Linked DNA regions of Homo sapiens: region 2 is linked to region 1. Evidence: read pairs that join two places in POLR2A ChIA-PET (ENCODE). Cell type or tissue: A673. All regions are shown on one strand. Links, peaks and the distances in the headings refer to the core of each region. The heading gives the core; the rest is flanking DNA.

Region 1 (5,964 bases), core at 591-5,590:
TTATTAATGATTTTGATGAAGATAAAGATATGGGGGAAAATGAGGCTCAAAGAATTTCCCTAATTTGCCTAAAAGTCCACACAGCTAGTGAATAGAAATTGAGCCCAGTTTAGGTTATTTTAAGTAATGTACAGAATACCTTGGCAATGGCACAAAGGCCAGCCCAGTACTTGATGTTCAGATGTGCTATTGAGTGTATACTTTCCTATTTCTATCCATCTGTTCAGGACTGTTCAGGACTTTTTTTTTCTATCACCCAGGCTGGAGAGCAGTGGCGCTATCTTGGCTCACTGCAACCTCTGCCTCCCGGGTTCAAGCGATTCTCTGCCTCAGCCTCCTGAGTAGCTGGGATTACAGGCGCCTGCCACCACGCCCAGATAGTTTTTGTGTTTTTAGTAGAGACAGGGTTTCACCATCTTGGCCAGGCTGGTCTTGAACTCCTGACCTCATGATGCACCCACCTCAGCCTCCCACAGTGCTGGGATTACAGGCATGAGCCACCGTGCCAGGCCCAGGATCTTGCTTAACTTTGGGAGGCCTGATAACTTGATATTGGTGTATATAGCTTTTTCCTGGAATTGCGCACCTTGTAACAAAGCCGTCCTTTTTAGTCTTAAAGTTTTATAGTTCAAAATCTATGGGTTTTTTTTTGAGATGGAGTCTCCCTCTGTCACTCAAGCTGGAGTGCAGTGGCACGATCTTAGCTCACTGCAACCTCTGCCTCCCGGGTTCAAGCAATTCTCCTGCCTCAGCCTCTTGAGTAGCTGGGATTACAGGCACACTCCACCACGCACGGCTGATTTTTGCATTTTTAGTAGAAACAGTGTTTCACCATTTTGGCCAGGTTGGTCTCAAACTCCTGACCTCAGGTGATCCACCCGCCTTGGCCTCCCAAAGTGGTGGGATTACAGGCGTGAGCCACTGTGCCTAGCCAAAATCTATGTTTAATAGAAAACTTTAGATAACACTTTTTTTTTTTTTTTTTTTTGAGATGGAGTCTCACTCTGTCGCCCAGGCTGGAGTGCAGTGGCGCCATCTCGGCTCACTGCAAGCTCCGCCTCCCAGGTTCACGGCATTCTCCTGCCTCAGCCTCCCGAGTAGCTGGGACTACAGGCGCCCGCCACCACACCCGGCTAATTTTTTTGTATTTTTAGTAGAGATGGGGTTTCACTGTGTTGGCCAGGATGGTCTTGATCTCCTGACCTCGTGATCCGCCCGCCTCTGCCTCCCAAAGTGCTGGGATTACAGGCGTGAGCCACTGCGCCCAGCCACTTTTCAATCTTAATTGGAAAGCAGTGTCAGTCGTCAGTATTTGCCAAGATACGAGTTTTTAGATAGCTGTTTAGGGAGGCTTTAAACTATTAACAGCGTCTTATGTTTTTTTAAAAAATTATTTATTATTATTATTTTTTGAGACAGAGTCTCACTCCGTCGCCGAGGCTGGAGTGTACTGGTGTAATCTTGACTCACTGCAGCCTCCACCTCCTGGGTTCAGAGGATTCTCATGCCTCAGCCTCCTGAGTAGCTGGGATTATAGGCATGCGCCACCATGCCCAGCTAATTTTTTTTTAGCATTTTTAATATACATAATGTGTTTCCCATATAGGCGGAACTCAAAGAATCCGTATGCTTTAAGTTGGCATTTGAGTTACAATGCACTCTTAAGGGAAACCATAATGACCGATGGTACTGTACAAGAATTTTGGGCTGGGCGTGGTGGCTCATGCCTGTAAATCCCAGCACTTTGGGAGGCCGAGGCGGGTGCATCACAAGGTCAAGAGATCAAGACCATCCTGGCCAACATGGTGAAACCCCGTCTCTTCTAAAAATACAAAAAATTAACCAGGCATGGTGGCAGGTGCCTGTAATCCCACCTACTTGGGAGACTGAGGCAGGAGAATCACTTGAACCTTTGAGGTGGAGGTTGCAGTGAGCTGAGATTGCGCCATTGCACTCCAGCCTGGGCAAAAAGATAGAAACTCCGTCTCAAAAAAGAAACAACAAAACAAAACAGATATTTGGCCAGGTGCAGTGGCTCATGTCTATAATCCCAGCACTTTGGGAGAGTAAGGCAGGAGGATCGCTTGAGTCCAGGAGTTTGAGATCAGCCTGGGCAACACATTGAGACTTCCGTCTCTACAAAAACTTAAAAAAACTAGCTGAATATGATGATACATGCCTGTAGTCCCACCTACTTGGGAGGCTGAGGCAGGAGGATCTCTTAAACCCAAGAAATCTGATCCCAGGAGGCTACAGTGAGCTGTGTTCACGCCACTGCACTCCAAGCTGGACAACAGAGTGAGACCCTGTCTCAAAAAAAACAAACAAACAAAAAACAAACCCCCAAAACCAAAGTACACATATTAAAGTGTACAATTCAATCAAAATTAAAAAATAAAAACAATTTCAAGGAAGAGTGACCTCTTCAGGTTTCAATCAAGGGAACAGAGGGAGACTTTTTTTGTTGCTTGTAGTTTGTCAGAGTGTAATTAGCCAACCTTGAATTTGGCTAGGACATCTGGGGTAATATCCTGGCCCTGGCACCAAGTACCAAGGAATCTTGGCCACAATGAGTAAAGAGCTTTTTTTTTTTTTCTTTTAATCTCCATATGGCACTTCCAGAAGGACATATTCCACTAGCACTAACTCAATGGGTGGGTCTACTTTTTAATTGTCTATTTATTGTGGTTCAGCAACAAAATCTTAAAAGTATGCTTTCAAAATCTCTCAAAAGAGGAAGTAGTCATATTACAGAATCCCTATTGGGAACCCTCCTTGGTGTCTCTTACCCTGGGGAAGTTTATTCTCATCCACCTCTTTGCAGGAATGCTAATGAGACTACAGGCAGACATTTTGCTGCCCTAATGTTTTCTATAAGCGTAAGCTCTAAAATACTTCCGACTTGAATTAAGCAGTTTGGTGTTTGTTTGCTCCTTTGCTTACTTATGTCTAAGTATGATTTGGATAGATCCCAGTTTAACTCTGCCCCTTTTTAACACTTAAAATTGCCGAGTCCTTGATTTATAATATCTTCTCCGAAGTTAAGGCCCAGAAGATCCAGATGTTCAGGGTGTGCAAATCATCCAAAACTTGGGTTTGATGTATAAAGGGAGGCAATATAATAAGTCTTTTTCCCCCCGATTCTAAAAATCCCTTCTTTTACTCAAGTATTGTAGTGAAATATTTGGCATATTCTCCCCCTCTTCTCAGGAAAGATAAGAGTCAGTAGGGATGTTTTCCTGAAAATCTTTTAATCAAGGCCTTTGACCTCTTGCCTCCTCTCTCTTCCTGATTTACCCCATATAATGACTTTTTATTAGAGACATTATGTTCTAATACCTTAAAGCAGGAAGGGACCTATTTAGACTTTTCCTTTCTAGACCGTAAATAAACTTTATAAGCAGGGTGATTTTTTTTATAGCCTAAGTGAAAGAAAACTTATTGCCTGGGTTTCTGAAAAGTGGGTGTCTTTATTACATGAAACCATGTGACTAGTTTCTGTTGAAAGGGATACGTAGCTTGCTTAGGTTGTCATCTTGAGAATCTAGTCAAGTTTAGATTTTAGAAAATGTTTTCCAGTGAAGTTTTTTTTAGGGTCTCAGGTTTATTTTTTTCTTTATGTATTAGTTTTAAGATGGGCTTTACATTTTAGTAACATAATGTTCTCTTCTTAAAATATGTAGGTTAATTGTATAAATTATAAAATTTGCATAGATACAAAAACACAGAAAAAAACAAATTATCCATGATGCTACTGCCCAGAGGAATCTTTTTGATACTTTAGAGTATGTACTTTGGTTTTTTTTTGTTTTTTAGAGACGGAGTCTCGCTCTGTCACCCAGGCTGGAGTGCAGTGGCGTGATCTTGACTCACTGCAACCTCCGCCTACCGAGTTCAAATGATTCTCCTGCCTCAGCCTCTTGAGTAGCTGAGATTACAAACACGTGCCACCTTGCCCGTCTAATTTTTGTATTTTTAGTAGAGACGGGGTTTCGCCATGTTGGCCAGGCTGGTCTCAAACTGATGACCTCATGAAATCCGCCCACCTCAGCCTTCCAAAGTGCTGGGATTACAGGGGTGAGCCACCACGCCTGGCCTCAGTCTTCTTATTAAAAAATTTTTTTGGCCAGGTGTGGTGGCTCACCCCTGTAATCCCAGCACTTTGGGAGGCTGAAGTGGATGGATCCCGTGAGCTCAGGGCAACATGGCAAAACTCCATTTCTACAAAAACAAAAGTTAGCCAGGGATGGTTGTGTACCTGTGGTCTCAGCTACTCAGGAGGCTGAGGTGGGAGGATTCCTTGAGCCCAGGAGGTTGAGGCTGCAGTAAGCCATGATTGTGCCATTGCACTCCAGCTTGGGTGTCAGAGTGAGAGCCTGTCTCTTAAAAAAAAAAAAAAAAAAAAAAAAGAAAATAACTGGTTGTAGATAGTAAGTAGGAAAACTGCTAAGTACACCAGTTTTTTAAAAAATAACAGCTTTATTGAGATATAATTCATATGCCATACAGTTTAGTAACTTAAAGTATACAATTCAGTGGTTTTTTAGTATATTCGCAGTTATGCACCCATCACCATTATCAGTTTTATTATATTTTCATTTTTTTTCCTTTTCTCCCATTTGGAAAAGTAAGTTTTAATATATTTTTGTCATCCCCAGAAGAAATCATGTATCCATTAGCAGTCACTCCTTATTTCTGCCAACTTTCCCAGCCCTAGGCAGGAGGCCAGGAGTTTGATGCCAGCCTGGGCAACATGGCAAATCTACTCTCGTCTCTACAGATTTGTTTATTCTGGACATTTCTTATAAAGGGAATCATACATTATGACTGGCTTCCTTCGCTTAACATAGTGTTTTCAGGGTTCCTCCATGTTGTGGCATGCATCTGCCCTTGATTCCTTTTTATGGTTGAGTAATATTCTGTTGTGTAGATATACCCCAATACCACATTGTGTCTCTTCATCACTTGATGAACCTTTGGATTGTTTCTACTTTTTGTCTCATGAATACTGCTGCTGTGAGCATTCATGTATAAATTTTTTGTTTTTGTTTTTGAGATGGAGTTTCGCCCTTGTCTCCCAGGCTGGAGTGCAATGGCGTGATCTCGGCTCATTGCAACCTCCACCTCCTGGGTTGAAGCAAATCTCCTGCCTCAGCCTCCCCAATAGCTGGGATTACAGGCGCCTGCCACCACACCCAGTTAATTTTTATAGTTTTAGTAGAGACAGGGTTTCGCCATGTTGCCTGGGCTTGTCTCAAACTCCTGACCTCAGGTGATCCGCCCACCTCAGCCTCCCAAAGTGCTGGGATTACAGGCGTAAGCCACTATGCCTGGCTCTTGTGTCTAATTTTTTGTGTAGACATATGCTTGCTTTTATGTTGGGCCTATACCTAAGAATGTTATAGAATTGCTGGGTCATATGCGAACTCTACCTTTTGAGGCAGTACAATACTGTTTTCCAAAGTGGTTGTACCACCAGCAATGAATGAGGTTCAGCTTGTCCAAATCCTCACCAGCACTTCTATGTCTTTTTGATTATAGTCATCCTAGTGAGTGTGCAGTGTGGTATCTCATCGTGATTTTGATTTGTATTTACCTGGTGGCTAGTAATATTGAACATCCTTTCATGTGCTTATTGGCCGTTTGTATAGCTTCTTTGGAGAAACAAACCTGTTATCTTTTTCTTTTTACCTTCAAAATATTACTTATAAGGCCGGATGTGGTGGCTCACGCCTGTAATCCCAGCACTTTGGGAGGCTGAGGTGGGCAGATCACTTGAGGTCAGGAGTTCGAGACCAGCCTGGCCAACATGGCAAAACCCTGTCTCTACTAAAAATACGAAAATTAGCTGGGTGTGGTGGCACGTGCCTGTAATCCCAGCTACTCGGGAGGCTGAGGCAGGAGAATCGCTTGAACCCAGGAGGTGGAGGTTGCAGTGAGCCGAGATTGCGCCACTGCACTCCA
Region 2 (5,964 bases), core at 270-5,269, 370 kb after region 1:
CTTGAACTCCTGACCTCAAGTGATCCGCCTGCCTCGGCCTCCCAAAGTGCTGGGATTACAGGCGTGAGCCACCGCGCCTGGTGCCCATCTTATTTTCCAGCTCCTCACTCACTCTTACCTCTGCCCACACTGCTCTCCTCCCAGATCCCCACATGGCTTGCTCAGTCGCCCAGTTTGAGCCTTGTCTTATTCAAAGGCCGCCCCGACCACCCCATTTAAAACTGCAACTCTCCAGGTCATTCAGCAAGACCCCCCACCCCTTTCCTACTTTATAATTCTCTGCCACACTTATCTTCCTAATACTAGGTTGTCTGATTTTTAAATACATTTAAAATTTATTAATATAATTATATTTTGAGCCAGGGTCTCACTCTGTCACCCAGGCTGGAGTTCAGTTGTGTGATCACGGCTCACTGCAGCCTCCAACTCCTGAGCTCAAGGGATACTCCCGCCTCAGCCTCTTGAGTAGCTGGGACCACAGGCACATGCCACCATGCCCAGCTCATCTTAAAGCATTTTTTTGTAGAGACAGGGTCTTGCTATGCTATCCAGGCTGGTCTCAAACTCTTGGCCTCAAGTGATCCTCCTGCTTCAGCCTTCCAAAGCATTAGGATTATAGGTGTGAGCCACCATGCCTGGCCAATTGTTTGATTTTTATTTATTTACTTATTATTGAGACAGGGTCTTATTGTCACCCAGGCTGGAGTGCGGAGGCATGATCATGGCTCACTGTAGTAGTCTTGACCTCCTGTGCTCAAGTGATCCTCCGACCTCGGCCTCCTGAGTAGCTGGATCACAGGTGTGTGCCACCACACTTGGCTATTTTTTTTTTTTTGGTAGAGATGAGGTCTTGCTATGTTGCCCAGGCTGGTCTTGAACTCCTAGGCTCAAGCAGTCCTCACACCTTGGCCTCCTAAAGTGCAGGGATTACAGGCATGAGCCACTGCACCTGGCCTGTCTGATTTTTTTAATTCCCCCACGAGACCATGTACTCCAGGTGTCACCTCTCTTTACTGTCTCCTTGCTGGGGCTGGCACATGACAGGGCCTCCTGGAACACCTAGCCACAGACTGCCTGAAGGCCGGTTACAGGGAGGCCGTCAGAGCCCCACCTCCAGAGGCCACATACCTTCAGCTCCTGGGTGCTCCTTCCCATCAGCCTGGGCCTCATCCACCTTGGCCTCGGTGCCGTCGCTGGGCACAGCCGAGTTGGGCTCTGGAGCGGGGCTGGAGTTGCTGCTGTTCTCCTGTTTGATGGGGGAGGCATCTGCGATGGAGCTCTGGTTGCTGTTATCGTCTGTAGGGGGTGGGAACAGAACCACAGGATGAAATCCCACAGCTGCCAAGGACGGGTAGGTCAGAGGGCTCAGCATCCCTGTGCCTCAATGCCCGGAACCCCATGGCAGCTCTCCCGGGGAGGGGTCTGGTTACCGTTTTTTTTTTTTTTGAGACGGATCTCGCTCTGTCAACCAGGCTGGAGGACCGTGGTGCAATCTTGGCTCACTGCCTCCACCTCCCGAGTAGCTGGGATTACAGGTACTTGCCACCACGCCTGGCTAATTTTGTATTTTTAGTAGAGATGGGGTTTCACCATGTTGGCCAGACCCGTCTCGAACTCCTGACCTCAGGTAATCCTCCTGCCTCGGCCTCCCAAAGTGGTGGGATTACAGGCGTTGAGCCACTGCACCCGGCCGTGTGGTAGGGGTCTGGATACTGGATACGCCTCCTCCTGGGACCCCTGAGCTCACTCCCGCCCCCTGACCCCCACCCACCCACCCACCCAAGCACCACAGCCATCCCATGTGTCCAGAGAGGCAAAGAATTCCGGCACTGGCCTGACCTTCCCCACACTGAGCCAACTGTACCCTGCGTCTGGAGGCAGCCAGCTGGGGATGGTGGCCTAACATATTTAAAATCCTGGGGGGACATTTGAGGCCTCATTCTGGGTGTAGAAACCAGACGTCTTGTGTGTCTGGCAGGGAAGCGATACAGAAGACACGGCATGGTCCGTGAGGCGGGATTGCCAAGGCGTTCTGTCTGACTGCATCCAGCCTGGAGCTGAGTTCCACTTGATAGGAAATAAAAGGGAGAGAGAGACAGCGGGAGGTGGCATATTCCACGGGACACGTGGTCCACTCCCTTAAAGTCAGTATCATATTTAAAAAAAAAAAAAAGTTGGGGGAGGGGAGATGACTTTAGAATAAAGAAAGCTAGGAGACTCGACTAAATATGATGTATGGAAATGATTTGGATCCTGTTTCAAACGTGCCAGCTGTAACACTTTGGAACAATTGGGGAATTTGAATATGGTCTGGGTTTTAAAAGCTATTAAGGAACTGTTGTTAATTTAGTTAGAAGTGATCATGGGACAGTGGGTATGTAGAAACGTCATATTTTCAGCAATGCATGCTATGACGTTTAGGTGCAGACTTGAATGTCATGAGGCAGGGAAATTTACCAGAAAATACTTCAGTGCAGGCTGCCGGCCACTGTCAGGACTCCCTGAACTTTTACACTTTTTTTTTTTTTTTTTGAGATGGAGTCTTGCTCTGTCGCCCAAATTGGAGTGCAATGGCGCGATCTGGGCTCGCTGCAACCTCCACCTCCTGGGTTCAAGCAATACTCCTGCCTCAGCCTCCCAAGTAGATTACAGGCGCCTGCCACCATACCTGGCTGAGTTTTGTATTTTTTAGTAGAGACGGGTTTCTCCATGTTGGCCAGCCTGGTCTCGAACTCTTGGCCTCAGGTGATCTGCCCACCTCAGCCTACCAAAGTGCTGGGATTACAGGTGTGAGCCATCACACCCGGCCACTAGCTGTGTATTTTTTATATGTGAATTATATTTTAATTACAAAAATCTAACACATTGAAAAAATAGATGAGACAAATGTGGCACCGTGTTCATGAAAATCAAGGTGGAGTGTACAGGGGGATCGTATTCCTCTCTCTACTGTTCTTGACAACAAAACCCTTCACAATACAAAGAAGAAAGAGAAGGGGTAATTGGGCAATGGCATTTACAGTTGGGCTGGGGGCAGAGCTGGGGCCCGGGCTGCACCTCCCCTTGTCCTGCACCCCCTTCTCAGGCACAGAGTCACTCTATTTATTTTTTTGAGATGGAGTCTGTCACCCAGGCTGGAGTGCGGTGGCGCGATCTCGGCTCACTATAATCTCCACCTCCTGGTTCAAGCGATTCTCATGCCTCAGCCTCCCAGGTAGCTGGGATTACAGGCATGCACCAACATGCCCAGTTAACTTTTGTTTTTATTATTTTTTAGTAGAGACGGGGTTTCGCCATGTTGGTCAGGCTTGCTCTTGAACTCCTGACCTCAGGTGATCTGCCCGCTTCAACCTCCCAAAGTGCTGGGATTACAGGAGTAAGCCACCACACCCAGCCATTTATGTATTTTTTATTTTTAGAGACAGGGTCTTGCTCTGTTGCCCAGGCTGGAGTACAGCAGCACAATCATAGCTCACTGCAGCCTCGAACTCCTAGGCTCAAGCCATCCTCCTGCCTCTGCCTCCTGAGTAGCTGGGGCCACAGGCATGTGCCACTGCATCTGGCTAATTTTTAAGTTTTTTGTAGAGATGGGGTCTCACTATGTTGCCCAGGCTGTCTTGGACCCCTGGGCTCAAGTGATCCTCCTGTCTTGGCCTCCCAAAGCACTGAGATCATAGGCCTGAGCCACTGTGCCCAACCTAGGAGAGTCGTTTTAAACAGCAGAGACCCAAGTGGAGGTTTCAAAACCAAAGCAGCCTTTCTGGGGGCCATGCTGCACCCGGGGCGATGGCCACTTTTGTAAACATGAGAAAGAGACAGAGACACCCCAACAGACCTGGGCACCTGCCACCATGCCAGGCACTGGGCAGAAGCATTTATGGACACCTCGTGGAATCCTCCCCACAACCCGTTGGAAAGGCACCGTTACCACCTTCACTTTCCGGAGGGGGAAACTGAGGCTGGGAGCAGCAGAGCCACTTGCCGGACCCATCTGCCCAACTCCCAGCCCCACGCCCCTCCTCTACCTCAACCTGCCGAGGAAGCACCAGGCAGTCAGGCGGCCCCACACGGGTAACCTGGATCTGATTTTAACTGTACTCTGGGGTGCTCGTTACACAAAAGCATCCTCTTGTGAATTCTGGGACTTAAAAAAAAAAAAGAAGGATGTGTGCTCCCCGATTTCTCCCTTGAGAAAAACTAGACTTCCTTCCTATGGCAAGCACACGCGCAAGAGGCTGGCCCCGTAGGTTCCTGAGGCTCTGTTAATGAATGACAATGAGCACTAATGTTTAACGTCTGGTCTAGCCTGGTAGCCTGGTAACAGCGTGACCCTGATACTTGGGCTAACTTCAGCTGAGTCTTGTGGACTAAAGGGCCCGGGGCACCGCCCTCTCCTTCATCCCCTGCTGTACCCATCCTCCCACTTGAAGCCTTCCAGAAAACTTGCCCGGCCCACACCTTTCCCTGACCTTCCCATTTACACACTCTGCAGTCTGACTGGCTTTCGGCTGCACGTGCACTAAAATGAAAATCAGAAAGTCAACAGGGCACCTGTGTCTGGGGACCTGGTTTGTTCAGCATCCTAGATTTTTCTGGAGAGTTTATCCAGGTCACAAATCTGGATCTTTTGGTTTTTTTTTTTTTTTTTTGGAGACACGGCCTCACTCTCTTGCCCAGGCTGGAGTGCAGTGGTGCAATCTTGGCTCACTGCAACCTCCCCTTCCCGATTCAAGGGATTTTCCTGCCTCAGCCTCCCGAGTAGCTGGGATTACAGGTGCCCACCACCATGCCCGGCTAATTTTTGTATTTTTAGTAGAGATGGGGTTTCACCATTGTTTGGCCAGGCTGCTCTCCAACTCCTGACCTTAAACGATCCTCACAACTTGGCCTCCCAAAGTCCTAGGATTATGGGTGTGAGCCACCACGGCCAGCCACAAACCTGGATTCTGTCTTCAAAGAACCAACCTCAAATGCCATCAATGGCACTGGAAGTTATGAACTTGCTAACCATGCATGTTACTTCACCTCACTGGGCCTTAGTTTCTCCATCTGTAAAATGCGGTTGGTTATTAGACTCAAATGAGGCAATGATGTAACGGGCTTAGCACAATACTTGGCACATTGTGACGGTTTCATAAATGTGAGCTGTTAACATGCCAAGGTTTTTAAAATTTTTATTATAGGCTGGGCACAGTGGATCATGCCTATACTCCCAGCACTTTGGGAGGTTGAGGGAGGAGGATTGCTTGAACTCAGGAGTTTGGAAACAGCCTGGGCAACATAGCAAGACCCTGTCTCTATTTTTGAATACAGTAAAATAATTTTTTTTTTTTATGGAGTCTTGCTCTGTCGCCCAGGCTGGAATGCAGTGGCATGATCTCAGCTCACTGCAACCTTTGCCTCCAGGTTCAAGTGATTCTCCTGCCTCAGCCTCCCAAGTAGCTGGGATTACAGGCGTGTGCCACCACACCCAATAATTTTTGTATTTTTAGTAGAGATGGGATTTTACCATAGAGACCAGGCTGGTCTCCAACTCCTGACTTCAAATGATCCTCCCATCTCGGCCTCCTAAAGTGCTGGGATGACAGGCATGAGCCACCACACCTGGCCCAAAATAAAATATTTACTATAATTATATTATATATTATATTATATAATATATATAATATATATATTATATATATATATATATTTAAGAGATGGGGTCTTGCTCTGTTGCCCAGAGTGGAATGCAGTGGTGCAATTACTGTTCACTGCAGCCTCCAACTCCCAGGTTCAAATGATCCTCAGCCTCCAGAGTAGCTGTGACTATAGGTGCGCATCACCACAACCTGCTAATTTAAATTTATTATTATTATTATTTTTTTTTTTAATCTATTTTTTTTTAGACTGAGTCTTGCTCTGTCGCCCAGGCTGTAGTGCAGTGGCGTGATCTTGGCTCACTGAAAGCTCCACCTCCCAGGT

Evidence for each region. ChIA-PET counts read pairs that join two places held together with the same protein. Peaks named below come from ENCODE experiments on the same cell type or tissue, not always from the same donor. Only the 100,000 strongest peaks of a DNase experiment are listed, where the experiment ranks them.
Region 2: POLR2A ChIA-PET joins it to region 1 with 9 read pairs; 3 of 35 experiments call an interaction of 5 or more read pairs at or near these places.

The regions. Positions count from the first base shown.
Region 1 is chr12:122,410,506-122,416,469 of GRCh38, reverse strand. All of the region lies in intron 1 of CLIP1 (CAP-Gly domain containing linker protein 1), which reads left to right. Among named protein-coding and RNA genes, the nearest start is that of CLIP1, 9.2 kb to the left of the region's middle. RefSeq lists enhancers at 115-234, 275-334. In A673, for the core only: no CTCF peak of the experiment used is centred there; DNase peaks (open chromatin) are centred at 2,789 and 3,329; H3K4me3 peaks cover 924 bases; H3K27ac peaks cover 3,381 bases.
Region 2 is chr12:122,039,218-122,045,181 of GRCh38, reverse strand. It overlaps BCL7A (BAF chromatin remodeling complex subunit BCL7A), which reads right to left. Exons shown (of 6, transcript NM_001024808.3): 4 at 1,129-1,296. Among named protein-coding and RNA genes, the nearest start is that of BCL7A, 20 kb to the right of the region's middle. In A673, for the core only: no CTCF peak of the experiment used is centred there; no DNase peak of the experiment used is centred there.